Linked DNA regions of Homo sapiens: region 1 is linked to region 2. A link is a loop called in an ENCODE intact Hi-C map of the cell type or tissue named here. Cell type or tissue: heart left ventricle. All regions are shown on one strand. Each heading gives the region's core, and the rest is flanking DNA. Links, peaks and the distances in the headings are about the cores only. Region 1 overlaps AK6 (adenylate kinase 6). Region 2 holds the start of CDK7 (cyclin dependent kinase 7).

Region 1 (15,150 bases), core at 1-8,000, 130 kb before region 2:
TCCCAAATTGCTGGGATTACACGCGCGAGCCACCACACGTGGCCATGAACAGTTTTTAAATCTTTATAAGTTAAAGCAAATAGGCCAGGTGGGTGGCTCATGCCTGTAAATCCCAGCACTTTGGGAGGTGGAGGTGGGGAGATCGCTTGAGCTCAGGAGTTTGAGCTTAGCCTAAGCAACATAGCCAAACCCCGTCTCTACAAAAATTAACCAGGGCATGGTGGTGCATACCTGTGGTCCTAGCTACCGGACAGGCTGAGATGGGAGGATTGCTTGAGCCCAGGAGGTAAAGGCTCTAGTGAGCCAAGTTCCACTGCACTCCAGCCTAGGTAACAAAGAGATATCTTGTCTTTAAAAAAAGAAAAAGGTAAATAAATTATTGTAATTGATTCGAGGTGGCTAATTTTTTTTTTTTTTTTTTTGAGATGGAGTCTCTGTCGCCAGGCTGGAGTGCTGTGGCGCGATCTTGGCTCACTGCATCCTACAACTACCTGGTTCAAGGGATTCTCCTGCCTCAGCCTCCTGAGTAGCTGGGATTACAGGCACGCGCCACCACGCCCGGCTAATTTTTGTATTTTAATAGAGATGTAGTTTCACTATGTTGGCCAGGATTGTCTCAATCTCCTGACCTTGTGATCTGCCCGCCTCGGCCTCCCAAAGTGCGGTGATTACAGGCATGAGCCACTGCGCCCAGCACGAGATGGCTAATTTTATTCTCAGCAGTTCCCCGGTAGCAGCAGGCAGTTTGAATTGGCGTCAGAATCTGCTGAGCCCCACCCCTGGAGAATCAATACACTGGGTAATATTCTGACATTCAGTTAGCTTTGGAAAATTTTTATTAGATCGTAGTACATGCTAATTTACATATGGCCAGGCATGGTGGCTCACGCCTGTAATCCCAGCACTTTAGGAGGCCGAGGCTGGCAGATCACCTGAGGTTAGGAGTTTGAGACCAGCCTGGCCAATATGGTGAAACCCGGTCTCTACTGAAAATACAAAAATTAGCTGGGTATGGTGGTGGGCACCTGTAATTCCAGCTACTGAGGAGACTGAGGCAGGAGAATCGCTTGAACCTGGGAGGTGGAGGTTGCAGTGAGCCAAGATTGTGCCACTGCACTCCAGCCTGGGCGACAAGAGTGAAACTCTGTCTCAAAAAAAAAATTTTACATATGATTGCTAATTAGGAAATTTTTCATTTCAGTCGTCAAGAACTTTTAAGGGCAGAGGCCAGGTGAGACTCTGTCTCAAAAATAAAAGGAAAGGCAGAAGGTGGACCGCAGTGTGATAAGTAGTATTTCACAAACAGTATTTTTCTGTGGCTTGTCTTACAGGTACACCAGGGGTTGGAAAAACCACACTAGGCAAAGAACTTGCGTCAAAATCAGGACTGAAATACATTAATGTGGGTGATTTAGCTCGAGAAGGTAAGGGACACTTTGGTGTTAGATTTGTTTTGTTTTTTTTTTAAGGTCTGGTAAGTGGAGTGTTAGTGCTGGGTATTGTCATAGGGTACAAAAAACAGAGATTGCCATTAAAGAATATATACTCTGTTAGGGAATCCACAGAAATATTAAGTGTCTAATGCTATGTCCTGGTTATTTTGACCATTTTCCCTTCCGCCTTCAAAATGGCTGGCAATTCTTGTGAATAGTTGGGAAGGCTCCTATAAAGAGACTGGATTTCGGATAGGTAGAATGTGAATAAGGAGAATGTTTTTAAGTTGAACAAACAAAGGTTTGGTACTGCTAAACATATATATGAGCACAGTGAGTATATTGGTCTCACTGGAAAGAGACTGTTTTGAGCTCAGGTGTGGGACCTGACTATGCTATGGTATCTTAGATTAGTGTGAGATTTGCATGCAACTGCATATATTCTAAGATGATCATTGTTTTTATTTATTTTACCCTGTTTTCCCCTAATCTTTCATCGCTCCCTTATTTGTGTCTTCATCTTTTTATAGTCGACAATGATTTGTACATGGTAGGAACTCAATAAATTAAAGCGACCTTAAGTTGCCTCATTAAAATTAAGAAAACATATGGTTTAAATTTTAAAAATTTTTTTACAGTTTAACATAGATTTAAAATTTTTTTAAGTTCCTGACAGTTGCTACTAAAGTAACTATTTCAGATTGATCTAATGTACATATTTTTTTCAAATGATCTAAAGTCTGATCATCGGATATCATGGAGTCTGGCAAGACGGCTTCTCCCAAGAGCATGCCGAAAGATGCACAGATGATGGCACAAATCCTGAAGGATATGGGGATTACAGAATATGAGCCAAGAGTTATAAATCAGATGTTGGAGTTTGCCTTCCGATATGTGACCACAATTCTAGATGATGCAAAAATTTATTCAAGCCATGCTAAGAAAGCTACTGTTGATGCAGATGATGTGCGATTGGCAATCCAGTGCCGCGCTGATCAGTCTTTTACCTCTCCTCCCCCAAGAGATTTTTTATTAGATATTGCAAGGCAAAGAAATCAAACCCCTTTGCCATTGATCAAGCCATATTCAGGTCCTAGGTTGCCACCTGATAGATACTGCTTAACAGCTCCAAACTATAGGCTGAAATCTTTACAGAAAAAGGCATCAACTTCTGCGGGAAGAATAACAGTCCCGCGGTTAAGTGTTGGTTCAGTTACTAGCAGACCAAGTACTCCCACACTAGGCACACCAACCCCACAGACCATGTCTGTTTCAACTAAAGTAGGGACTCCCATGTCCCTCACAGGTCAAAGGTTTACAGTACAGATGCCTACTTCTCAGTCTCCAGCTGTAAAAGCTTCAATTCCTGCAACCTCAGCAGTTCAGAATGTTCTGATTAATCCATCATTAATCGGGTCCAAAAACATTCTTATTACCACTAATATGATGTCATCACAAAATACTGCCAATGAATCATCAAATGCATTGAAAAGAAAACGTGAAGATGATGATGATGACGATGATGATGATGATGACTATGATAATCTGTAATCTAGCCTTGCTGAATGTAACATGTATACTTGGTCTTGAATTCATTGTACTGATATTAAACATGCATGCTGGATGTTTTCAAGTTGTGTTTTAGAAAACTAATAATAATGAGTAAACACAGTTACCATACTTTTCAATTGAAATGAAGGTTTTTCATCAGCCTTAAAAGTGTAAGAAAAATAAAGTTGTCATTCATTCGATTGTTGGTGCTTTGGCAGTTATGTTTTTAAAAGCAATTTTCTCCTTGTTGTCACCAAGAGGAGTAACAGTTGGCAGTTGCAGCAATTTGCAGTACTGCAGTCTATTTTTGACCACTAGAGTGTCACCTTAAACGTCTTCAGATACATAGATCATAGTATGATCTCTGGTGTGTACGTCACTCTTGTGATCTGTTCTCTCAGATTGCTGAAGTATAACCATGACTCCCCTTTGGAGAGACCAGTTGGTCAGGATTTTTATTCATAGTGAATTCTTAACCTGCTTTGATTATCTTCCTCAATTGCCCAACTTCCTAGGTCCCATTTTTCTGTCCTTTTGGTTATATTAAGGACCCTTAGTGTCTCCCAGTATGTCTCCACTTTTTAAAAAAAAATTTATAAGTGTCTCTTTTTGCAGGTTAATTTTGAGCATCTTTGTTTTTCATATTCCTGATACTATAAGCCAGTATCATGTTCATTTTTGATCCAGGGCTGATAATTAGGTTATAGTGTTTATATATATATATATTTTTTTTAATTTAAAATATTTTTTTGTCCAAAAGAACGTCAATTTATCAAGGTTATAGTTTCTAAAACCTAGATTTTTATTTGCTATCATACAACTACTCATTTTCCATTTCATTTTATTTTATTTCCTGAGACAGAATTTCATTTTGTTGCCCAGGCTGCAGTGCAGTGGCACAATCTCAGCTCACTGCAACCTCTATGTCCCAGGTTCCAGCTATCTTTGCACCTCAGCCTCCCAAGTAGCTGGAATTACAGGTGTGCACCACCACACCTGGCTAATTTTTATATTTTTAGTAGAGATGGGCTTTTGCCATGTTGTCCAGGCTGGTCTTGAACTCCTGGCCTCAAGTGATCTGCCCACCTCGGCCTCCCAGAGTGCTGGGATTACAGGTGTGAGCTACCTCACCTGGCCTTTCCTTTTTTTTTTTTCTTTTGAGACGGAGTCTCCCTCTGTCGCCCAGACTGGAGTGCAGTGGTGTAATCTCGGCTCACTGCAAGCTCTGCCTCCCAGGTTCACGCCATTGTCCTGCCTCAGCCTCCCAAGTAGCTGGGACTACAGGCACCTGCCACCACGCCCAGCTAATTTTCTGTATTTTTAGTAGAGACGGGGTTTCACCGTGTTAACCAGGTTGGTCTCGATCTCCTGACCTCGTGATCCACCCACCTTGGCCTCCCTGAGTGCTGGGATTACAGGCGTGGGCCACCGCGCCCAGCCCGGCCTTTCTGTTTTATATCTATATGAAATGTGGTTTTGTTCCTCACTGTTGAACACCACCATTTTTGACAAGTGATTTCTGAGTCACATAATAGTCAATTTCATTCATGCATTCCAATGTTACTTTCACTCAATTTAACATTTCTAAACTAATTAGAGCATTAATAGCATTGAGAGCAATGGTGACACCAGACCAAGGACAATCCAGTATAAGGCACTTGTCTTCCTCTTCTTTGGGTCCTCTCCTACCAGTACTTAAACCATTTCATTTGGTTGAGACAGAGTCTTGCTCTGTTGCCCAGGCTGGAGTGTGGTGGCCTGATCATAGCTCATTGCATCCTTGAACTCCTGGGCTAAAGTGATCATCCTGCCTCAGCCTCCCTTGTAGCTGGGACTACAGGCACACACCATCCTGCCGGGCTAACTTAAAATTATTTTTGCAGAGACAGGGTCTGGCTTTGTTCCCCAGGCTGGTTTACTCCTGGGCTCAAATGATCCTTCTGCCTTAGCCTCCCAAAGTGCTGGGATTGCAGACGAGAGCCACTGTACCTCAAGTACTCAACACCATTTTAGTCAGTTGTGTATAGTCCCACCCATCCTCTTTGTTATTAGTGAGATTATTTCATGAAATGGGATCTAAGTCTTAAAGGAAAAGTATTTTTTCCCCCTCCTGTAATGCCAGATAAAAGATTTCTGGTCTGACTTGACATGGAGTTTGATGGAGGTACTTTGTGGGGTTTTTTTGTTTGTTTGTTTGAGACAGGGTCTTGCTCTGTGGCCCAGGCTGGAGTGCAGTGGCACAGTTTCCCCTCACTGCAACCCCAGCCTCCCGGGCTCAAGTGATCTCCTGCTTCAACCTCCCCAGTAGCTGGGACTACAGACACAAGGCCTCACTGTGTTGCCCAGGGTGGTCTCCAATTCCCCAGGCTCAAGTGATCCTCCCACCTTGACCTCTCAAAAGTGCTGGGATTACCGGTGTTAGCCATTGTGCCCAGCCTGATGAGGTACTTTGTAAGGTTTGACATACCAGATTTTTTAACCCAGATCCTGTTTGAATATATCTGGAAATATTCTGGGGCAACTAACCTCATTTTTATTTCAAGTGGGGATATATTTTTAAGGGAAACCAGGCAATCATCTATAATGAAGTGATTCTCAACTAGGTGATTTTTGCCCTTTGGGGGTATAGCAATGTGTGAAGACATTTTGGGTTGTCACATGGAGGGGGAGGTGATGGCCAGGGATTCTACTAAAGATCCTGTAGTTCACAGGACAGTCCCCTGTCTCCCTTAGTAACAATTACCAGACTCAAAATGTCATTAGTAATAAGGTTGAGAAATCTTGCTGTAAAGAAATAAGGCTTATTCCGATGCTCACTAAAGTCGGAAAAAAAGAAAGCTTTTAAGAAAACCCTATTTTAAACTTATTTCTAAAAGTTTAGTATCATCCTGGTGATCATGTGGAATTGCAGTAGTAGTTGAGAGAGGTCATCTTCACTCCCAAAACCAAGGCAAAAAAAAAAAAAAAAAAAAAGGGAATCAAGTTTAAGAAAACTGGCCGGGGGTGGTGGCTCATGCCTGTAAATTCCAGCACTTTGGCCCAGCATGGTGGCTCATGCCTGTAATCCTAGCACTTTTGGGAGGCCGAGGCGGGTGGATCACCTAAGGTCAGGAGTTCAAGACCAGCCTGTCCAACATGGTGAAACCCCATCTCTACTAAAAATACAAAAAAGTAGCCAGGTATGGTGGTGGGCCCCAGTAATCCCAGCTACTCGGGAGGCTGAGACAGGAGAATCACTTGAACCCGTTAGGCGGAGGCTGCGGTGACCCGAGATCACACCACTGCACTCCAGCCTGGGCAAGACAGAGCAAGACTCAGTCTCAAAAAAAAAAAAAAATCAGTCCGGCGTTGCTGAGGGTGCCTGTAATCCCAGCTACTCAGGAGGCTGAGGCAGGAGAATCACTTGAACCTGGGAGGTGGAGGTTGCAGTGAACCGAGATCATGCCACTGTACTCCAGTCTGGGTGACAGAGAGAGATTCCGTCTCAAAAAAAAAAGAAAACTATTAAAGAGTCTTACTGTGGGCCGGGCGCGGTGGCTCACGCCTGTAATCCCAGCACTGTGGGGAGCCGAGGTGGGCAGATCACGAGGTCAGGAGATTGAGACCATCCTGGCTAACACGGTGAAACCCCGTCTCTACTAAAAATACAAAAAATTAGCCGGGCGTGGTGGCAGATGCCTGTGGTCCCAGCTACTTGGGAGGCAGAGCTTGCAGCGAGCCAAGATCGCGCCACTGCACTCTAGCCTGGGCGACAGAGTGAGACTCCATCTCAAAAAAAAAGAGTCTTACTGTGGTATGACTGTAAGAGTGCTTCTCTTATTGCTATTCTTCCAGTCTCAAGACTCCTCCTCACTTGATACCCTTTCCTATATACAATCATTTTTATACTCTTACTAGCATCCTTAATTTTCCTGGCAGCAGTTTTTCGGTCTTCGGCCTCTGTTCCTAACTGCAGAATACCCATAGGTCTAGACGAAGTAATATATTGACATTGGATCCATTTCCAGTAGAAATTGTAAAGCATAGCTTGGCTTGAACACTTAGAATCTTGATATATCTCTAACCTAGGGGTTGGCAAGCTACTGTTGTTTTTGTATGACTTCTGAGCTAAAGACTAGCTTGCAAAGCGTAAGGTATTACCTGGCCCTTTACAGAAAGAAAAAATGCTGATCCCTGTTCTATCCTTTTCTGAATCCCATTTTTCTCTCCCCTTATCAACTCCCACTGGAAGCCTTGGAAACTAACTCCTCTATTGACCTCTCTGACACTGCTCTCTCCCTATCTTTGCCTCTGGTCTTTCCCCTTCCACCTGTTTCCCCCATGATTTCATTGCAGCCATATTGTAATTCTGCCCCTCCCACTAGTAATCTCACTCATTCAGGACTATTCACTCCCTTGTGCTGATGACTTAAATTTATAATTAAAACAACCCAATTTCTAGACACCTATTAGACAACCATCTGGATAGTTCCCAGATGTTTACAGCTCTAAATTAGTATGTTTAAAGCACGTGCTCTGAAAGCATCCTTGACTATACTTGCCCACTCCTCTGATTTCTACCTCCCAAGCATATAAATACACATTCACTCTCTCCACACAGATCCACTTGGCCTTTAAATCTTGACGGTTTCTCCTACACATCCCTACAGTACCCCTATTTCATCAAGACCCCTGGTGCTGTGCCTAGAATCCTACCTAGAATCTCCTGTTTGACTTCTTCAGTATCTCTTTCTTCCCTCTTCTACACTATCATTTTCTTAAAAGTGGGGAAGGAGAATGACATGATTTGAACTTTTTACTCACATAGTCCATTCTCCTTCAGGAAATATAGGAGATTCTTTATAAAATGGCCACAGTTTACCTGCAGCCGTTCTCTCCCCTATGTCCCCTTCAGTGCAGCCATCATACCCTGTTCTCACTAGGAATTTTCCACCTCGAGTATTTATGCATGCTGTTCTCTTTATAGGTTTCCTTATCTTCCTTACAACTCCTTGGAGGCCCAACTCCAATGTCATATCTTTGGCTGTCTAACTTCACTATGCAGAATTAATTGCCCTTTTCTTTTCGCATAAAAAGCCAGGTATTTTAAAGGCACCCAATCACTCTAAACCAGTTAATTTCTTGTTCTAATTGCTTTAGAGTTATCAGCTTCTTGTTGAGTTGAGGTAAATGTGGTGAATATGTTTTCAAAAGAAGAAATATGAAAATAAAAATTTTAAGTATTGGCAGCAGTGTCAAAACAACCAGCATCCCAATATGATTAAAGAACAGCTTTCACTTGAGTGTATATAAGTTCTAGGATGGCAGTTAAACATAATGTCATGATTTTACAGTTTGACAAACAGCAGCAGCTGGGAAGGTTTTTTAAGGTAAGAATGAGCTTTAAAAAATTTTGTGGGGCCTGGCGCAGTGGCTCACACCTGTAAACCCAGCACTTTGGGAGGCCAGGGCGGGTGGATCACCTGAGGTCAAAAGTTCAAGACCAGCCTGGCCAACATGGTGAAACCCCATCTCTACTAAAAATACAAAAATTAGCCAGGCATGGTGGCGGGCACCCGTAATCCCAGCTACTTGGGAGGCTGAGGCGGGAGAATTGCTTGAACCCAGGAGACGGAGGTTGCAGTGAGCCAGGATCATGCCATTGCACTCCAGCGTGGGTGACGAGAGTGAAACTCTGTCTCAAAATTTAAAAAAAAAAAATTTTTTTTTTTTTGAGACAAGGTATCACTGTCACCCTAACTGGAATACAGTGGTGCAATCCTGGCTCACTCCAGCCTCAAGCAGTCCTCCCACCTCAACCTCCAGAGTAGCTGGGACTATAGGCTGGCACCGCCATGCTGGGCTAATTTTTTTTTTTTTCTTTTGGTAGTGGTGGGGTGTTGCTATGTTATCCAGGGTGATCCCGAACTCCCAGGCTCAAGAGATCCTCCCACCTCGGCCTCTGAAAGTGCTAGGATTATAAGCGCGAACCACCATGCTCACCCTTTTAACTCTGGCCCCACAATTGATTTTTTTTCTGCAAGCAATATATCTGTACCTGGAATTTAAAAAAATAAACTGCAAAACTTTGTTTAGAAAGTTGATTTAATTTTCTAATCTCTCAGTCCTTAAACAAATCAACCTTTTTGATCTTTGCTTAAGATCCTATGTATAGGCAAGTATAAATTTGGCTTCCAATTGAAACTTTCTAAAGTAGCATAAAATTTATTCTTTTTTTGAAATTTGAAATGAAGTTTAGGATCCGTTCATTTCTCTGGTACAGGCTACAATCATCACTTACCTAAAAATCTGCAGTAGACTTGATAGCCTCTGGGACTCCGTCTCAAAAAAAATAAAGACTTCAATCCTAAAAGTTAACACATCTATTTTAGACAGCATATATTGGTTCAAGTCATCTTTCTTTTTTTTTTTTTTTTTTTTTTTTTGAGACAGAGTCTTGCTCTGTCACCCAGGCTGGAGTGCAGTGGCGCGATCTCAGCTCACTGCAGCCTCCTCCCGGGTTCAAGCGATTCTCCTGCCTCAACCTCCCAAGCAGCTGGGATTACAGGCACCCGCCACCACGCCTGGCTAACTTTTGTATTTTTGGTAGAGATGGGGTTTCACCATGTTGGCCAGGCTGGTCTCAACTCCTGACCACAGGTGATCAACCACCTCGGCCTTCCAGTGTGCTGGAATTACAGGCATGAGCCACCGCACCGGCCAGAGTCATCTTTTAAAAGTCAAAGATTTAAAGTATGAAGGAACCTCCGTGTTTATCTATTCAAGATTACCACATAGTACAGAATCAGCTATAGGTATTCTTAGATTTTGTGGTACTGTTAAAAAAATATGCAATACTGTAAAAATAGTATATGGAAAAATACTCCAAAGCTTTTGTTTTTCTTCTAATCTTTGTCCCTAGTAAGGACAACTTTGAATTCTGCTTTTTGTGTTTTACACTTGTATATGTGAGCATTTATCATGTTGCTGCCTAGTCTATACTACATAGTATTTTTAAACTATGTTAACTATAATACTATAACTCTAATACTTATTAATTTTAATTACATAATTTTTACAAAATTAATTACATAATATTTTATAAAGTTATAAAGTTGGTAAATCAAGATTTAACTTTTCTTATTGTTCAACATTTTTTATTATTTTCTAATTTTGTCCAATTAGAAATTAAATGGTAGTGTAAATATCTAAATGGATTGAACATATAACAGGCATAAATATAGACTCATTTTAATTTGCATCTCTTTAATAGCTAGGAAAATTCAGTATTTTTTCATGTGTGTTTACTGATTTTTTCCACTCTTCCATCTTGTGTGAATTCTTTTCTTGTTTATTGAGCAATTGTTATTTTGGTTTTAAGGTCTTTATATTATCTACATTTCAGTCCTTTGTTATTTCTCCCATTCTGTTACTTTTCTTAGAATTTGATTATTTCTCAAGGAACAGAGAGTCAACATTTTAAATAACTGGATCAGTCTTTTTATTTCTTCTGCTACTCAACAAACTCAAATGAATCATTCCTTTATAGCTCCATCTGGGGTTTGTGGTATAAAGTAAGGATTTAGATTGTTTTCTAAATTGTTAACCAGTTTTCTTCATACCAAGACAGTTTAATTTTTTAGGTTGGTAGAGTTCCTGGTAGGTGAGCAATAGCCCAAGGAGGCAGAGGCCACACTAGAGTGCTAGAAAGGTGGTTTATGTGCCTAGAATCAGTCCACAGACCCTCCAGGCAAGACAAGGAGTTACAACTGCTTTTGTGCCCTCCAGTGTCCATCAGACTGCCCCCGCAGTGACCATCAGACTACTCCTGTGTCCCTTCAGAATTTATGTTCATTTTAACCTCATTTCAACCCGTACCAAAATATTAAGGGGAAAGAGGTGGGAAGACTGCTATATAACATGCTCTCAGAGATGGTTAATGGATGATCTGAGCTTGCCTTAGATTAATACCTCCTAAGGGCTGGGGCTAAGGGTAAGATGGTATGTCTTACCTCCTGAAAGAATACTTCTTTTGAAAACCAGCTGTGATTTGTTGGAAAGTTCTTATGTTAAATTTAAATTTGCCTCCTTTGTAACTTTGAACGTTATTTTTGTTTTGCCTTCTGAAATGAGACTATTTAACTCTTATGAGGAACGGCAGTTTGGAATACTGGAAATCTAGAAGTAAAGATACTGTTCAGGAGCATTTGGATCCTGACCCTTCTCTATTCCCATGAGGATGTGAGCTCAGTGACAGAGGGTTCATTTCTGGAATAAAGAATCTGTTATTGCTTTTTTCTTTCTTTCTTTTTGGAGACAGGGTCCTGCTCTGTCGCCCAGCCTGGAGTACGGTGGTGTGATCTCACCTTATTGTAACCTCCACCTCCCAGGCTCAAGCAATCCTTCTGCCTCAGCCTCCCAAGTAACTGGGACTACAGGTGTGCACCACCATGCCTGCCTAATTTTTTTTTTTTTTTCTGTAGAAACAGGTTCTCAACATATTGCCCAGGCTGTCTTGAACTCCTGGGCTCAAGAGATCCTCCTACCTCGTATGGGCTGGGATTACAAGCGCAAAGCCACCATGCCTGGCCTGTTACTGCTTTTGATAAATTAATCTGCTTTTAAATGTATGTGAGTGTGTTTGTATCTGTTCAGGTGTTTCCTCTTCCCGCCAATCTGTAGTTCAACAAAAATAGTGTAGTCCTCTTCTAGTAGCCCCACAAATTCTGAAGTTGGTTATTCACTCTTTTTAGTTGGTTTCAGTTTTGATATTTAAAGCAGTTTCAGATATATTGCAATCCAAGTTTCCCTCTAAACAAAATTCCAATTTATCAGTTAGTATGGCTCCTTTATATTTGGTGTTTATGTAACATTTATTTTGTTAGTATCCACCCTTGTATCTAAAAGAATAATTGATGATACATTTCCTTTCCTGAAGTCTAGAATTAATTGAAAATTACTTAAAGTTACTTAGAAAATATTTCAACAAGCAATTCTAAATCTCTTTTAGAGCAATTGTATGATGGCTATGATGAAGAGTATGACTGTCCCATTTTAGATGAAGACAGAGTAAGTATGACTTTTTCATAAAGTATGCATTTGTTGAATTTCATAGGAAAGTTGACTTCAGTTTTCTTAAGAAGCATTTTTTTTTAAACTTTTCTTACAGGTAGTTGATGAGTTAGATAACCAAATGAGAGAAGGTGGAGTTATTGTTGATTACCATGGTTGTGATTTCTTCCCTGAACGCTGGTTTCATATAGTTTTTGTGCTGAGAACAGATACCAATGTATTGTACGAAAGACTTGAAACAAGGTAAGAAAGGAAAAACATTAGATTCTTAAAGCATAATGTTAACTTTTATTCAGATTTCTGAAATTGGCCATGATAAAAGATTGTTGTTGTTTGTTTTGTTTTGTTTTGTTTTGTTTTTTTGAGATAGAGTCTCGCTGTCACCCAGGCTGGAGGGCAGTGGTGTGATCTCGGTCCACTGCAACCTCCACCTCCCTGGTTCAAGCAATTCTTGTGCCTCAGCCTCCTGACTAACAGACCACGGGCACATGCCACCTTGCCTGGCTAATTTTTTTATTTTTTGTAGAGATGGGGTCTCCCATGTTGCCCAGACTGGTCTCGAACTCTTGGGCTCCAGCAATCTGCCCACCTCAGCCTCCCAAAGTGCTGAGGCTACAGGTGTGAGTCATAGCACCCAGCTAATAAAGGGTTTTATTTGAAAATATGACTACTTTAAAATATGGGCAGTACTTTTTGAGTAAATTAATATCTCAACTGACAATCTGATTGAGTAAAATGTACTGTGTAGAAACCCAATTTAGTCGGCCGGGCACAGTGGCTCACGCTTGTAATCCCAGCACTTTGGGAGACCAAGGTGGGAGGATCACAAGGTCAGGACATCGAGACCATGCTGGCTAACATGGTGAAATCCTGTCACTACTAAAAATGCAAAAAAAATTAGCCGGGCATGGTGGCAGGCACCTGTACAGTCCCAGCTACTCTGGAGGCTGAGGCAGGAGAACGACGTGAACCTGGGAGGTGGAGCTTGCAGTGAGCTGAGATCACACCACTGCACTCCAGCCTGGGCAACAGAGTGAGACTCCGTCTCAAACAAAAAAAAGAAACCCTATTTAGCCATGCTTTTTCTTTGATGTAAACCCTTGCTAGGAAAACAGCCAAGCCCCTAACATATTCTTTGCTTATTGACTGAACACTACTCACTCAAATTATCCCTGCATCAGGAGTGGGAAAGCTTATGAAAAACTAACAAAATAAACCAGCATTTCACAGTCTTTAATAGATACCGAGTTAAACCCACAAATAGAGCATCAGATTTAATGCGGAAGAACCAGTAAAGAGAAACTTTTAGGGAAGTCTTTTATCCCCACTGTCTTTTGATCAAAGCTGTGGGAATATGGGGATTCTAGAGAAATTAGAGAGCAATCTCAGAAAGGAAAGCTCCAGAATTTTGCTTAAGGTCGGGGTCAGAATGTGTGGTTTTCACTGATTATAGTCAACTCTGACTAACCACTATTATTTGCAATACTTGTAAATCCTTGCACAGAATAGTATGGCAGCAAATATACATATAGAAAAAGTTAAATTGGGGCTAAACCTAAAACTTTTATCTTTTTTAGGCAGTGAAAAGCCATTAAAAGTTTTGGGGCAGAGAAGTAATAGAGACTATATGGTACATATGCTTTTTTTCAATCAAGACAATTTAAAATTTTGATTAAAAAATTACTGTTTTACATATATAGCCAAGGGTAAGACTAAGGTATGAAAAAACTATGAGAGAGCTAGTTAGTATTTTTAACTATCGAAAAGGTTGTAAAAAAGTAACAGCTTTAGGCTGGGCATGGTTGGGTGGTGAGGGGGAGGCAGGACGGCTCACACCTCACACCTGTAATCCCAGCAATTTGGGAGGCTGAGGCAAGGTGATTGCTTGAGCCTAGGAGTTTGAGACCAGCCTGGGCAACATAGCAAGACCTTGGTCTCTACAAAAAATAAAAAATTTAGCCAAGTGTGGTGGCATGCACCTGTGGTCCCAGCTACTTTGGAGGCTGAGGTGGGAGGAATGCTTGAGCCTGGGAGGTTGAGGCTGCAGTGAGCTGTGATTGCACCACTGCACTCCAGCCTGGTTGACAAAGCAAGACCCTGTCTCAAAAGCAACCAAAAAACAAAAATATCCACTTTATTGAGATTTAGTTTACATTCACCCACTTAAAGTACATAATTCAGGTTTTTTTCTAGTTTTATGGGTACATAGTAGGTGTATATATCAGTTGCTCATTTGTTTTTTTGTATATCAAAAAGTTGTACAATCATTACCACAAACAATTTTAGAAAATTTTGGGGGTGGGCGCGGTGGCTCACGCCTGTAATTCCAGCACTTTGGGAGGCCAAGGTGGCTGAATCATGAGGTCAGGAGTTCGAGACCAGCCTGACCAACATGGTGAAACCCCGTCTCTACTAGGAATACAAAGATTAGCTGGGCGTGGTGGCTTGCACCTGTAATCCCAGCTACTCAGGAGGCTGAGGCAGGAGAATTGCTTGAACCCGGAAGGTGGAGGTTGCAGTGAGCCGAGATCACACCACTGCACTCCAGCCTGGGTGACAGAGCAAGACTCCGTCTCAAAAAAAGAAAATTTTTGTCACCCCAGAAAGGAACCCCATACCCAGTAGTAGTCACTCCCCATTTACCCTCAGTTCCCCAGCCCTAGGCAACCAATAATCTACTCTCTGTCTTTATGGATTTGTCTATACTAGATATTTCATATGAATGAAATCATACAGGATGTGGACTTTTATGCCTGTCTCCTGTCAAATTAGTTTGTTTTCAAGGTTCATTCATATTGTATCATAGACCAGTACTTCATTTCTTTTTATTGCCAAATAATATTCCATTGTATGGATGTATCATTTTTAAAATACATTTATCAGGTTGTGGACATTTGGGTTGTTTCACTTTTTGGCTGTTATGAATATTGTATCCATAAACATTCTTGCACATGTTTTTGTGTGGACATCATGTGTTTATTTCTCTTGTTTATATATCTAGGAATTGAATTGCTGGGTAATATGGAAACTTTGTATTTGACCCTTCCAATAACTGCCAGATTGTTTTCCATAGTGGCTGCATCATCTCATATTCACACTGTGTATGAGGGTTCTA
Region 2 (15,577 bases), core at 6,774-14,773:
CAGAATGGGGAAAAACTGATTTCCTTTAAGAGCTTGAACACACCAAGAATGCCCACTTTCACCACTGTTATTCAATATAGTACTGGAAGTCCTAGCAAGAGCAAGCAAAGAAGTGAAATTCTTCTTGTTTGTAGACGATATGATCTTTTTTTTTTTTTTTTTTTTTGAGACGGAGTTTTGCTCTTGTTGCCCAGGCTGGAGTGCAATGGTGTGATCTTGGCTCACCACAACCTCCACCGCCCAGGTTCAAGCAATTCTCCCTCCTCAGCCTCCCAAGTAGCTGGGATTACAGGCATGCGCCATCATGCCTGGCTAATTTTTTTTGTACTTTTAGTAGAGACGAGGTTTCTCCATGTTGGTCAGGTGATCCGCCCACCTCGGCCTCCTAAAGTGCTGGTATTACAGGCATGAGCCACCACACCTGGTGACAATATGATCTTATATTTGGGAAAACCTAAAGACTCCACCAAAAAACGACTAGAACTGATAATTCACAAAAGTTGCAGGATACAAAAATCAACATACAAAAATCAGTAGCCCTGCTATATGCCCACAGTGAACAATCTGAAAAAGAAATCAAGAAAGTAATCCCATTCACAACAGCTACAAATAAAATTAAATATCTAGGAATTAACCAAATTAAGTGAAAGATCTCTAAAATAAAAACTACTGAACGGGTATGGTGGCTCACGCCTGTAATCCCCGCATTTTGGGAGGCCAAGGCAGGCGGATCACGAGGTCAGGAGTTCAAGACTAGTCTGGCCAACATAGTGAAACCCCGTCTCTACTAAAAATACAAAAAATTAGCCAGCTGTGGTGGTATGCGCCTGTAATCCCAGGTACTCAGGAAGCTGAGGCAGGAGAATGGCGCAAACCCGGGAGGCACAGGTTGCAGTGAGCTGAGATTGCACCATTGAACTCCAGCCCAGGCAACAGTGCGAGACTCCATCTCAAAAAAAAAAAAAAAAAAAAAAAACAACTATCATTGGTGAAAGAAATTGAAGACAACACACCAAAAAAATGGAAAGATAATTCATATTCATGGATTGGAAGAATCAATATTGTTAAAATGTCCATACAACCTAAAGCAATCTATAGATTCAATGTAATCTCTATCAATATACCAATGACATTCGTCATGGAAATAGGAAAAACAATCCTAAAATTTGTGTAGAACCACAAAGACCCAGAATAGCCAAAGCTATCCTAAGAAAAAAGAACAAAAGGGAGGAATCACATTACCCGACTTCATACAACAAAGCTATAATAACCAAAACAGCATGATATTGGCATAAAAACAGACACACAGACCAATGGAACAGAATAGAGAACCCAGAAAAAAATCCATACATCTACAGCAAACTCATTTTCAACAATGGTGCCAATAACATACAATGAGGAAAAGACAGTTTCTTCAATAAATGGTGCTGTGCCTTAAGCAGAGGTTAGGTTTGCTGTACAGACTTAAGTTGATGCCTTCTGCATTGACAGTCTCTAGAGATTTAGTCTTTCTAGTCTTTCTTCTCTTCCTGGTGCAGAGAGGGAGACACCCTGTCAAAGAGATACTCCTTTACAAACGTACACTTCCCTTAAAAAAGGGCAACTTTTCAGAACTACTCCTGTATCTGCAGTTTCTCAGGATAACCAGCTCACAACAATCAACATGCCAAAAAGGCATATTTTTGAAACCACCTTTGCAAAAATTACAACAGTGAGTAAAACGTGATATAGCTGACTCCATCTTTGCTTTTTTTTTGAGACACAGTTTTTGCTCTTGTTGCCCAGGCTGGAGTGCAAAGGTGCAATCTCAGCTTACTGCAACCTCCACCTCCTGGGTTCAAGCAATTCTCCTGCCTCAGCCTGCAGAGTAGCTGGAATTACAGGCATGCACCACCACGCCCGGATAATTTTGTATTTTTAGTAGAGACAGGGTTTCCCCATGTTGGTCAGGCTGGTCTCAAACTCCCAACCTCAGGTGATCCGCCTGCCTCCGCCTCCCAAAGTGCTGGGATTACAGACATGAGCCACTGCGCCTGGCCCTATCTTTGCTTTTAATCTCACAAGCTCTTTGCTCATTCCTGAGTGTTGGCAATGCTAACTATGGGAGAAATTCAGTTTAAAGTTTAGCTTTAAAACAAAGATGATTAACAGTCCTTTCCCAAAATTAACCCACTCCTTGCTCAGAGACTAAAAGCATCTTTGTAAAATTACACGAGGTTAGAATTATTGTTTAGGAGTTATGTAGCCAAAAGTAACAAGAATTTTGCAACCTCCACAATTGCTCCTATAGATAACATCACTATTGTAAAACGTAAAACTGGTGGTTGGGGTATCTTTCAGACCTTGCATTTTGATGGACCAACTGGTGCCACTTGGACCAGGAGCCCATATGAAGAAACTGACTCAACTGGTTCTGTGACCACTACTTAGGAACTGAGTCAGGGCAAGAAGACAGTTTCAACTCTCTACAATTTTATCCAAGACCCAACCAATCAGCATTCCCCATTCCTTAGCCCACTGCCTACCAAACTATCCTTGAAAAACCCTAGCCCCCGAATTCTCAGGGAGGCAGATTTGAGAATTATCTACTGTCTTCCTCACTTGGTTGGCCCTGTGACAATTAAACTCTTTCTTTGTTGCAAACAAAATAAATAAGTGGTGCTGGGAAAATTGGATATCCATATGCAGAAGAATGAAACTAGACCCATATCTCTCATCATATACAAAAATCAAATCAAAATGGATTAAAGACTTAAGTTGAAGACTTCAAACTATGAAACTACTAAAAGAAAACAGTGGAAAACCTCTCCAGAACATTGGACTGGGTAGAGTTCTAGAGTAATACCCCACAAGCACAGGCAACCAATGCAAAAATGGACAAATGGGATCACATCAAGTTAAGATGCTTCTGCAGAGCAAAGGAAACAACACAGTGAAGAGAAAACCCACAGAATGAGAGAAAATATTTGCAAACTATCCATCTGATAAGAGATTAATATCCAGAATATATAAGAAGCTCAAACAACTCTATATGAAAAAAATCTAATAATCCAATTTAAAAATGGGCGAAAGATCTGAGTAGGTATTTCTCAAAAGAAGACATACAAATGGCAGACAGCATAAGAAAAGGTGCCAACATCACTGAGCATCAGAAAAATGCAAATGAAAACTACAATGAGGGCCGGGCCCGTTGGCTCATGTCTGTAATCCCAGCACTTTGGGAGGCTGAGGCAGGCGGATCACGTGGTCAGGAGTTCGAGACCAGCCTGGCCAACAAGGTGAAACCACGTCTCTACTAAAAATACAAAAATTAGCCGGGTGTGGTGATGCAGTGTGCACCTGTAATCCCAGCTACTCAGGAGGCTGAGGCAGGAGAATTGCTTGAACCCAGGAGGCGGAGGTTGCAGTAAACCGAGATTGCGCCACTGCACTCCAGCCTGGGTGACAGAGCAAGACTCCGTCTCAAAAAAAAAAAAAAAAAAAAAAAAGAAAAAACCTACAATGAGAGAGCATCTCACCTAAGTTTAAATGGCTTTTATCCAAAAGATAAGGATGAATCCTGGTGAGGGATGTGGAGAAAAGGGAACCCTAGGTACATTGTTGGTGGGAATGTAAATTAGTACAACCACTATGGAGGACAGTTTGGAGGTTCCTCAAAAAACTAAAAATAGAACTATCATTTGATCTAGCAATTCCATTGCTATGTATATATGCCAACAGAATCTGTATGTCCAAGAGATATCTGAACTCCCATGTTTATTGCAGCACTATTCAGAATAGCCAAGATTTGGAGGCAATCTATGCGTCTGTCAACAAATGAATGAATAAAGAAAATGTGGTGCATATACACAAAGAGTACCATTCAAAAATAAAAGAGGCCAGGTGCGGTGGCTCACACCTGTAATCCCAGCACTTTGGGAGGCCAAGGCAGGCAGATCACTTGAGGTCAGGAGATAGAGACCATCCTGGTCAACATGGAAACCCCGTCTCTACTAAAAATACAAAAAATTAGCTGGGTGTGGTGGCATGTGTCTGTAATCCCAGCTACTCGGGAGGCTGAGGCAGGAGAACTGCTTGAACCTGGGAGGCGGGGGTTGCAGTGAGCCGAGATCGCGCCATTGCACTCCAGCCTGGCGACAGAGGGAGACTCCGTCTCAAAAAAGGAAGGAGCTAAGAACAGTTGATTTTAAAATTCTTAACATTTTCCCACATAATAAAAAATAGAGTAATTTCATAAAGCCCTCTACTCCATCACCCAGATTCAACAGTGACCAATATTTTGCCACACTTACTTCATTCATCCAACCTCTCCTTTTTGTTGCCTAAAATATTTTAAAACCCCAGACTTCATGTCATTTCACTCCAACGTACTTAAGTAAGCATCTCTAAAATACAGACATTCTTACATAACCATGCCATTTTGACACCTAACAAAATTAACAATAATGCCACAGTAGCATCTAATATCTAGTTCCTATTCAAATTTTCCTGATTCACATTTCCCAACTGTCTCATAGAGTAGCCAAAATGATTTTGAAGAAGAAAAACAAGGTGTATGGAAGTTGACAGATTTTAAGACTTCTTAAAGTCACTGTAATATTTCAACAGCAATGGGAAAAAAAACAAACAAACCCACCACTGGAACAGAATAGTGTGCCCAGAAATTGGACCCAAGTTCCAATACTGGAACTTGGTATTGCAAGGGTATGGGGAATTTGGCATTACAACTCATTGGGAAAAGGACAGACTATTAATAGTACTGGGACAACTGAAGAAAAAATACTCAATCTTAGCCAGGCACAGTGTCTCATGCCTGTAATCCAAGCACTTTGGGAGACTGAGGCAGGAGGATGGCTTGAGGCCAGGAGTTCAAGACCAGCCTGGCCAATATAGAAAGACCCTGTCTCTATTGAAAAAAAAAAAAAATACTGGATCCTCATATCATACAACAAAGGAAAAACTTGTTGATGGAATAAAGATCTAAGTATTAAAATCAATATTTTAAAAATTTTACAAGTACAGAATTCTTTGTAATCCAGAAACAGGAAAGCACATAAAAAGGAAGCCTTTAAAGATTTCAAAAAAATTAACAAATTCAATCATATTAAAATTTAACTTTCAGTACCTCAAAGATACCATAAATAAACTAAAAGCCTTGCCAAAGACTGGGAAATGATATATGCAATGTGTATTTCTGACAAAGGATCAATATCCAGAATATAAAAGAATTCTGGCTGGTTGCTGTGGTTCACACCTGTAATCCCAGCTCTTTGGGAGGCCGATGCTGGAGGATTGCTTAAGGCCAGGAGTTTGATACCAGACTGGACAACAAAGTGAAACCTTGTCTCTATTAAAAAAAACAAAAAGTATGAATAAGTCCAATAAATCAATAGGACAAAAAAAGTACGTAATCCAACAGAAAACAGGAGAAAATCTAAGAAGCCAGTAAGTGTAAGAAAAGATGATGAACTTTACCAGTAATCAGAGAAATGTTAATTGAAACAATAAGTACATACCATTTTCAATCTACGTAATTGACAAACGTTTTAAAGTCTGACAATGCAAATGATGTTGAGAATGTGGTGGGACAGTAAACTGGTCCAATCATTCTGGAGAGCAATTTGACCATATCTGGTAAAGCTGATGGTTGTGATACTCTGAAGCATCAATTCATAATTTGTTTCAATTATAGATACATTCTCTAGAGAAACTCAAACCTGCATACAAGATGACTCACAGATGACTATCCAGAGAAGGAATGTATTAAAGGAAAACATTAAAAAGCAGCCTAAATGTTTATCAACGAGAGTTTGGATAGAAAATTTCAGTGTAGTCATATAATGGAATCTAATAATCAACGAGCATGAATCAACTGGATCTACATGTATCATACGATATAGAGGATTTCGGAAATAATGTTGACTCAGAATAACAAGTTGCAGGCTGGGTGTGGTGGCTCAAGCCTGTAATCTCAGCACTTTGGGAGGCCGAGGTGGGCAGATCAGTTGAGGTCAGCAGTTGAGAGGCTGCGGCAGGAGAACTGCTTGAGCCTGGGGAGGTGGAGGTTGCAGTGAGCCGAGATCACGCCACTGCACTCCAGCCTGTGCGACAGAGTGGGACCTTGTCTCAAAAAAAAAAATAAAATAAAAAAAAAAGAATAACAAGTTGCAGAAGAATATGCCAAATATACATATATAGCTTAAAGTATGCAATACTGGCTGAGTACAGGGGCTCACACCTGTAATCTCAGCACTTTGGGAGGCTAAGGTGGAAGGTTCACTTGAGCCCAGGAGTTGAAGACCAGTCTAGTCAACAGAGTGAGACCCTGTCTCTACAAGAAGAACAACAAATTTAGTGGGGCACGGTGGCATGCACCTGTACTCCTAGCTGGTTGGGAGGCTGAAGCAGATGGAATGCTTGAGACCAGGAGGTCAAGGCTTCAGTGAGCTATGATTGTACCACTACACTCCAGCCAGGGAAACACACAGCAAGTTGCTGTCTCAAAAAAAAAAAAAAAGGAAAAAAAAAGTATGCAATACTATATATTGTTTTGAGATACACAGATTTAAGACACACACTGAAAAATGAGATATAACCCAAAAGGCCATCAATAGGTGATTGGTTAAATAAATTGGGAAACAAATTCCACATAATCTTTTTAAAAGGATGAGATACATCAGTATTTCTAAAGTCCAAGACTCAACAGGTGAATGAGTACAGAGTAACTTATTTATTGATTCCTTCCCTTTTTATAAAATTAAACACATCCTAGCAAATGAACGGGAGTAGAAATTATGAGTGTTGGAATAAGGTCTACAACACCAAATCCTCAATGTTCATAGTAGAAAGTATAGACAACGTCTAAAACTGGGGGAGAAAAAACACCTCAAGAAATAGGCCAGGCATAGTGACTCACACGTGTAATCCCAGCAATTAGGGAGGCCTAGGCAAGGACAATCACTTGAGGCCAGGAGACTAGCAGGGGCACCATGCCTGGCTAATTTTTGTATTTTAGTAGAGACAGGGGTTTCGCCATGTTGACCAGGCTGGTCTTGAACTCCTGACCTCAGGTGATCCGCCTGCCTCGAGCTCCCAAAGTGCTGGTATTACAAACATGAGCCACCGCGCCCAGCTGAAAGGCCAATACATTTTTAACAGTGTCTACAAATGTACTAGCCATGGCCCTAGGTACAGTGTGAATGGAATTAAACAGACAATAAACTCATAGATAGGAGGATTTCAAATTTCGACAAATGCCACATCGATGACAGAAATATAGCAAAGCATAGGGAAGGAGGGAGGCATACATGTAGCTGGAATGAACAAAGGCCTCTATGGAGGAGACATTTGAGTGAAGCCTGGATGATAAGGAATCAGCCATGCCATGTTCTAGACGGAAAATATACCAACCAAGAAGCCAGACCAAATGCAATGATCCTGTGATTCTGGGACTGGAATAAATTTAATTTGTACAGGGACAGAAAAGTCAGTGTGGCTATGATATAGTGAACCAGAGACAGAATTAAAAAGATGACTAGGCCAGGCTTGGTGGCATGTGTCTATAGTCCCAGCTACCTTGGAGGCTGGGGTGGAAGGATTACTTTAGTCCAGGAGTTGGTGGCTGCAGTGAGCTATGGCTGTGCCACTGCACTCTAACCCTTCCACCTGGGCGACAGAGTGAGACCTCCTCCTGCCCCGCCACCACAAAAGAAAGAAAGATGAAGAAAGATTCAGTAGAGTTAAGGGTTTTAAAGGGAGTGGCTGTAGTGGTGGATCATAAAACATAAACCAGAAAACACGGACATAAAAAAAGTAAAAAAGTTAAAAAAAAAAAAAAAAAAAAAAAAAGAAGGCCAGGCACAGTGGCTCACACCTGTAATCCCAGCATTTTGGGAGGCCGAAGTGGGTGGATCAACTGAGGTCAGGAGTTCGAGACCAGCCTGGCCGACATGGCGAAACCCTGTCTCTACTAAAAATACAAATATTAGCTGGGCGTGGTGGCAGGTTCCTGTAGTCCCAGCTACTGGAGAGGCTGAGACAGGAGAAGTGCTTGAACCCGGGAGGCAGAGGTTCCAGTGAGCCGAAATCGCACAATTGCACTCCAGCCTGGGCAACAAGCAAAATTCTGTCTCAAAAAAAATAAAAAATAAAATAAAATAAAAAATAAAAAAATTATGGCAGGAATAATTGAGAAGAAGTAGTCAGTCAGGTTTTAAATGAATGCAAGACAGTACTTGGAGGCTGGAAGATGACCAAAAAAAGGGGGAATTAATGTTAAATATGGATAACTTCCAAGGAGTTAGGGTTTTTGAAGCAGGAGAAGCAGATTCAAAGTAGCAACGGTAACAAAAGCAACATCAGGACACCTGGATTTAAATCCCAGCTTCAGCAATCACTAGCTGTGTGATCTTGACAAGTCACCTAGTCACTCAGTCTCAGGTACCTCAAGTATAAAATAGGGTTACTTTTAACCACTTTATAGATTGTTTTGAAGGTTAAAAGAAACAATGTAGGTGAACGTGAGTTATGTAATTATGACCCAAATCTTTTTTTTTTTTTTTTTAAGATGGAGTCTCCCTCTGTCACCAGGCTGGAGCACAGTGGCACCATCTCGGCTCATTACAACCTCCACCTCCCAGGTTCAAGTGATTCTCCTGCCTCAGCCTCCCGAGTAGCTGGGATTACAGACAGGTGCCACCACACCCAGCTAATATTTGTATTTTTAGTAGAGACAGGGTTTCACCATGTTGGCCAGGATGGTCTGGATCTCTTGACCCCAAGTGATCCGCCCACCTCGGCCTCCCAAAGTGCTGGGATTACAGGCGTGAGCCACCGCGGCTGGCCCGACCCAAGTCTTTTGAATGAATATAAGAAGCTACTGAATCCGACCCAGGTCTTTTGAATGAATATAAGAAGCTACTGAACTCATTTTAGACCTCACATCAATGTTGTTCATGCTAGTGAAAGTCTTTCATGGTAAATCCGTACACAGAAAATACAGATACGACACACTGAGTGGATGCAGGTGAGGTATAAACAGTGACCTAGAAAGATCATGGTATCCAATAGTTCTGAGGACCGAAAAGATGGGCAGTACTTGCCCACAACATATGAATTTATGCAGTAAAAATAACATACAGCTTCTTCTTCATTTCAATAGAAATTAAAACGGGTTCAACCCTAGAGTTCCGTTTGGGAACACAAAGCACTAATTAATTATTTTGTCTCTGAAAATGACATGAGTAACTCATTATCAGAGTATGGTCAAGACTAATAAAATGGCTATCAGTCAATTAATAATACAGACATCTTCAAGGAGACTTAAAAACAACATAAAAAGGTAACTCACTTTCTTAATGGCGACAATTTGGTTGGTGTTCTTATCTCTGGCCTTGTAAACGGTGGCAAACTAGAAAGAAAAATAGAAATAACATAAGTTTATGGGAGTTTTTGTGTTTGCCTTTTTGCATTTTTACATTTCGCGAAGCAAAGAGCCCAGAGTTCCTGAGCAGACTCGCGGCGGCTGGAAACGTGGCGGGTCAGTCTCCGTCCAGCTCCAGGCTACTCTTCAGCAAGGAGAGGCCCCTCAGGGATTCACCCCCAGGATGTAAAGAATGGGCAGCAAGTGCGTCTGGACGGTTTCCCCCAACGAGAACGAGCAGCCAAGCCAGACCTCTGGCCTCCACGGGAAAACCCGCAAAGGTGGAGGCGGCGCGGGGCTGTCCGCTTGGGGCCCTCCCCGTCCTTCCAGAGAGCCTCACCTGTCCCTCCCCAAGGAAGTCCAGCTTCTCATAACGCTTTGCCCGAGACTTCACGTCCAGAGCCATCCGGCGCCGTAAAGCCCGACTCCAGCCGAAAAGGGCGAGCTCCCAGGACAACACGAATTTAAAGCTACCTTAAAGCCTCCAACACCCACTTCCGTCCACCGGGCTCCGTCGCTTTAGTATCCCCGCCTCACTTCCGTGGTGGGCGGAGGAAGCTGCGCTAGGCCCAGGCGGTTGGCGTTCCCCACCCGTCACGTGACGCCTGTCGGTGCCTGAAGTGGGGCATCTTCAATGGCTGCTGTGTCACTCTGTTGCCGTTTTAACTTGGGTGTTTTCTACATTACCAGGAACTGGTCAGCGTTCTAATTTGGTGTTCCATGTTCGGGGTTTGGTAGGTGTCTGTGAATGTAGAAAGTTTGGCCTTGTACCTGTTCTCGCTTTTTGGTTCTTGCTCGAGCGCGTCCTGTCGCCGTGGTTGCTATGGACGCCAAACCCTGCTATCTCAGATTACTGAGACGAGTGCCAAGTTCTTACGGGCTGGTCAAGAGTATTCTTAGTCCAGTCCCTTTATGAAGAAGCAGGCCCAGGAAAACAAAATCCAACTCAACTGAAACGTGCTGTGGGAATCAGCTTCTAGTCCTCAGTTTTCTACTCGGTAAAATGGAAAAAATAATGAACTACATCACAGGAGATTGTGGGTATTAAATGAAACATGCAGAAAGCTTAGACATTAACTCAATTAATTGAGACAGTGCTCAATTAACTTAGCAGTAATGAGTACCCAACCCCTTGATTATCATAAATTGTCATAACAAACACACTAATTCATTTATTCAAAAACATATTGAGTGCTTTTCCTTTTTCATTTTTCTCTCTCTTAGGATGCTGATATTGAGTGTTATCTATGTGCCAAGCACCATTGTAGAATCTGAGATAGCAGGGAGCAAAGATCCCTGCCTTCCAATGGGAGGAGATAAAAAAACAAGTCAAATATGTGTTATGATACATAGGTGATAAGTGCTATAGAGATAATAAAGCAGATAAAGGATAACAAATCAGGGCAGGGGCAGGGATGGAGGTTTTAAATAGGGTGGTACAAGAAAGTCATCACTGAAAACCCACTGGAGGGATTGGAGCAGACAAGTGATATGACCTGACTCACTTTTAAAAGGTTCACTCTTGCTGTTGGGAGACTATATTATAGATTTTGAGGGACAAGAAAAAGAAAGAAGGCCTATTAGAGAACTATTGCAGTAATCCAGATGGCTCTACTAGTGGATAATTAAAAGTTTCTGAGCCAGAGCAGCTGTCAACATGGAAATGTGCCCCCCTCCCCCTGCCTTTGTTTGTTTGTTTGTTTTTGAGACAGTCTCACTCTGTTGCTCAGGCTGGAGTACGCTGGCCCGATCTGAGCTCACTGCAACCTCTGCCTCCTGGGTTCAAGCGATTCTCCTGCCTCAGCTTCCCGATTAGCTGGGATTACTGGCCTGCTCCACCACACCCAGCTAATTTTTGTATTTTTAGTAGAGACGGGGTTTCACCTTGTTGGCCAGGCTGGTCTCAATCTCCTGACCTCAGGTGATCCACCCTCCTCGGCCTCCCAAAGTGCTGGTATTTGTAAGTGTAAGCCACTGCGCCCAGCCTATATTTGTTATTTCTAAGAGTTGAAAATCCTAAGTTTCAGAGATATGTTGAAGAAAGTAGCAAAATACCAAGGCCAATAATTTAGTTATTTTTTTTAACTCTGGAATCAGACTGCTTGCATTTGAATAGTGGCCCTATCAGTATTCAGCCACTAGATACAACTAGGGCAAATTACTTACTTTGTTTCCAGTTTCTTCATCCCTAATAGGATCTACTCAAAGGATTGTTCCAAGGCTTAAATGACCTCACACCTGCAAAGCCCTTAGAATAATGTTTGACAGTTAAGTGTTTACTATATGTTAGCCATTATCTTTCAGTCCCTTGTCATTACTTGGGTCTAGGCAAAACTCACACATTGCAGAAAAGACACCATCTCTCTTGAGGCAAGTCATACCTAGTGATGCTGTTGTCATAGTTTCTTCTGACAGGTATCATTGAAATAATAATTTAACCTCACTTGTAGAAATAAGCTAGTGAGCGGCAGGTGCAGTGGCTCACACCTGTAATCCAGCACTTTGGGATGCCGAGGCAGGTGGATCACCTTAAGTCAGGAGTTCCAAACCAGCCTGGCCAACATGGTGAAACCCCATCTCCACTAAAAATACAAAAATTAGTTGGGTGTGGTGGCAGGCACCTGTAATCCCAGCTACTAGGGAGGCTGAGGCAGAAGAATCACTTGAACCCGCGAGGCGGAGGTTGCAGTGAGCAGAGATAGCACCATTGGACTCCAGCCTGGGCAACAAGAGTGAAAACTCCGTCAAAAGAAAGAAAGAAGGGAAGAAAGGAAGAAAAGAGAGAGAGAGAAGCTAGTGAGCTAAATCTGATGATGCCGTTGTGAGACTTGAGGTCCCCAAGTGTGCCATGGCGTATGAGTTGATAATCAGTGTATTACAGCGTGCTGCTGACAAGTAAATTCCCATTCTGGGACATTTAAAATAGGATAATGAAGACAGCGTTTAGATGATATTCTGAGACAGTGAGATACTGTATATATAAAATATCATTTGAGCACTTTGAACCAAAAGAAAAAAAAAGAAAATAGCATTACACATTTGCAAAGCATTTTTCAGTTTAAAGCACTTCCATGCATCTGTATTAGCCAGCTTGTAAGATGGCCATGATGATCCTTGCCTTCCGGTATTAATCCTGTTGTGTGGTCTTCTCCCACAATGAAACAGGTTGTTCTGTGTGACCAATAGAATATGGCTGAAGTGTGATTTATGAGGCTAGAACATAAAAGGATGCTGTTGACTGGCATGCTTGGATTATTTGCTCTGGTGAAAGCCAGCCATGTCATGAATTCACTCAGGCAACCATGTGGAGAGAAACTAAGGCCTCTTGCCAACAGCCAGCATCGGCTTGTCAGCTCTGTGAGTGAGCCATCTTGGAGGTGAATCAGCCAGCCTCAGCCAAGCCTTCAGATGACTGTAGCCTCAGTGGCTTCTAATTGCAACCGCATTAGGCACTAAATCAAAACTGCCCAGTGAAGCTGCTTCTGAATTCCTGACCCAGAGAAACCAGAGAAATTAAGAGTTTAGCCACTTAATTTTGGGGTCATTTGTTACAAAGTAATAGATAATACACTAATTTGATCCTGACTATCCCACTGTGTAGTACTGGAAAGAAAAACGGAAACTTGGACAAATTAAGCAATTTGCTGATTACATATATTTAAGTGCCTAACCTCTAAATGAAAATACAGGCTATTTAACTGTAAGCCTCACCAGAAGTCTATAATACTCTCCTTGGGAGCTCATCCTGTGACAGCAATTCCCACTGGCGTACCTTTTGCCATACCTATACTCACAAATTCTGTAACAGTGACAGATTTTCTTCATTCTGACTTTCACGGCAGCAGCTGTAGTAAAGATTGCCCTCAGATATACATCCACAGTTCGGTATTAGGATTTCTAACTGTTGGCTCACAGTATTACTCATACCACTCTTCACTACCTGAATCCGAATGTATTTCTGAAAGCAAAATAATGGTCCTGGGCTTTTTTTTTTGAGACGGAGTTTTTCTCTTATTGTCCAGGCTGGAAAGGCTGGAGTGCAATGGTGCAATCTCAGCTCACCGCAACCTCTGGCTCCCAGGTTCAAGCAATTCTCCTGCCTCAGCCTCCTGAGTAGCTGGGATTACATGCGCCCGCCACCACGCCCAGCTGATTTTTTGTATTTTTAGTAGAGATGGGGTTTCACCATGTTGGCTAGGCTGGTCTTGAACTCCTGATCTCAGGTGATCTGCCCGCCTCGGCCTCCCAAAGTGCTGGGATTACAGACATAAGCCACCACACCCGGCCTGGCCCTGGGCTTTCTTTTGCTAAAGTAATTTTCCCAAATAATTGTTTTTTTTTTAGACAGAGTCTTGCTCTGTCGCCTAGGCTGGAGTGCAGTGGTGTGACCTCCACTCACTGCAACCTCCACTTCCTGGGTTCAAGCAATTCTCCTGCCTCAGCCTCCTGAGTAGCTGGGATTACAGGCGCCTGCCACCATGCCCAGCTAATTTTTGTATTTTTAGTAGAGATGGGGTTTCACCATGTTGGCCAGGCTGGTCTTGAACTCCTGACATCAGGTGGTCCACCTGCCTTGGCCTCCCAAAGTGCTGGGATTACAGGCGTGAGCCACTGTGCCTGGCAATAAATTTTTAAATAATAAAAAAAAGAAATGAATTATGTTTTTCTTTTTTTTTGGATGGAGTCTCACTCCGTTGACCAGGCTAGAATGCAGTGGCACAATGTTGGCTCACTGCAACCTCTGCCTCCTGGGTTCAAGTGATTCTCTGGCCTCAGCTTCCCTGTAGCTGAGATTATAGGTGTGTGTCACATTGCCTGGCTAATTTTTGTATTTTTAGTAGAGGCGGGGTTTCACCTGCCGGCCAGGCTGGTCTTGAACTCCTGACCTCAGGTGATCAACCTGCCTTGGCTCCCCAAAGTGCTGGTATTAACAAAGCATGAGCCACTGCACCTGGCCTGAATCATGTTTTTCAATGAGTCACCTGAACAGCTTATTGCCAGCATCAAACTCTCATATTTGTGCTGAACAACATTTACACTAGGCCACAGCAAAAAATTTATAAGAGAAGTAGATCAACTCTGTGGAGTAGTAGAAATAAGTAAAAATTAACCCACAGTCAACTGAGTAAATACAGAAGCATACTCAAAGCCAATTCTATTTCTTGCTCATGACCTACCCTTAACTCTCAGGGAGGACTTCTTTAAAGCATATTCTAGAAATCATTAAAGGTATGGAAGAGAATTTATTTAGCTTTGTGAGGCTTTACTTCACAATATACGTACCCTTGGCACAGGAGGGGCCCCATTAAAGTTTCATAAACTGCTTAATAAGTAAATATGTTGATTTTATGAGGCTCTCAGACATTAAGTTTGAGAAGGTTAATGGTTATCAGGATTTGCATACAAGATCACAAAACAGTAAAATAAACCAAAAAACAAGACTTCCTTACAACCTCCAAAACATAATAAATTGCAATTTCTAGTGAAATCTTTATTCCTATGCTATATTCATTTTGATCTCTTATTTTCCATTTTACACTTTTTGACTTTCTTTGGAATCTTTTGTATGATCTCTATCTTAATAGTATAGTCACCTATTTTAGCTTGACTATATTTTTATCATTCAGAGTAGGATATACTTACTAAGCCAGTTATACTCCAGTAAACTTGTGAATGAAAAAACATTAGAGAACAGAGAATTAAGAACAAGTAATAGAGTAATTATTTCACTGATCCTCACCCAATTTCAGGAAAATCATGTCCCTAAAACAGCAATTCTGACTGATAAATTTTTCCATGCCTAAACAGAAAGTAAAGTGAAATTATGGGAATCCTATGATAGTTTACTACACATTGTGTGCTTTTAATAGTTCAACACTGGTAATGTTTGATAATCAAGAGTAAATTAATAGGCTAACATTTAAAAATGTATACTTTAATAAGTATAAAGTATATAAACAATTAGGTAAGCTTGTGGAGAAGCTGACCAAGATACATAAATTAGGAAATACAAGTGTCCATCTAAATTTTCTATATTTCATTTTTTTCATAATATTTATTAAAGGTGTTTAATATACAGTTTCTCATCTGTCATTTTGGAAGTCCTTTATTGTAAAGACAATTCTATTGTCTGATGACAAACAGCAGCCACCATGG

The links. Hi-C counts contacts between places; a loop is a spot of excess contacts. Peaks named below come from ENCODE experiments on the same cell type or tissue, not always from the same donor. Only the 100,000 strongest peaks of a DNase experiment are listed, where the experiment ranks them.
Region 1: a loop joins it to region 2, with 2.5 times the contacts of the local background. A loop is called at or near these places in 22 of 110 quality-filtered maps.

What each region holds. Positions count from the first base shown.
Region 1 is chr5:69,352,777-69,367,926 of GRCh38, reverse strand. It overlaps AK6 (adenylate kinase 6), which reads left to right. Exons shown (of 5, transcript NM_016283.5): 2 at 1,332-1,424; 3 at 11,974-12,032; 4 at 12,133-12,278. TAF9 (TATA-box binding protein associated factor 9) reads left to right here. Exons shown (of 3, transcript NM_003187.5): 2 at 1,332-1,424; 3 at 2,173-3,184. The coding sequence starts at 2,190. The coding sequence ends at 2,984. Among named protein-coding and RNA genes, the nearest start is that of AK6, 9.2 kb to the left of the region's middle. In heart left ventricle, for the core only: a CTCF peak has its summit at 3,290; no DNase peak of the experiment used is centred there; H3K4me3 peaks cover 271 bases.
Region 2 is chr5:69,229,226-69,244,802 of GRCh38, reverse strand. It overlaps KGD4 (alpha-ketoglutarate dehydrogenase subunit 4), which reads right to left. Exons shown (of 4, transcript NM_033281.6): 4 at 14,645-15,577. It overlaps CDK7 (cyclin dependent kinase 7), which reads right to left and starts at 9,917. Exons shown (of 12, transcript NM_001799.4): 1 at 9,762-9,917; 2 at 9,350-9,409. The coding sequence starts at 9,827. RefSeq lists enhancers at 7,455-7,955, 9,667-10,195. In heart left ventricle, for the core only: no CTCF peak of the experiment used is centred there; a DNase peak (open chromatin) is centred at 9,982; H3K4me3 peaks cover 2,044 bases; H3K27ac peaks cover 1,272 bases.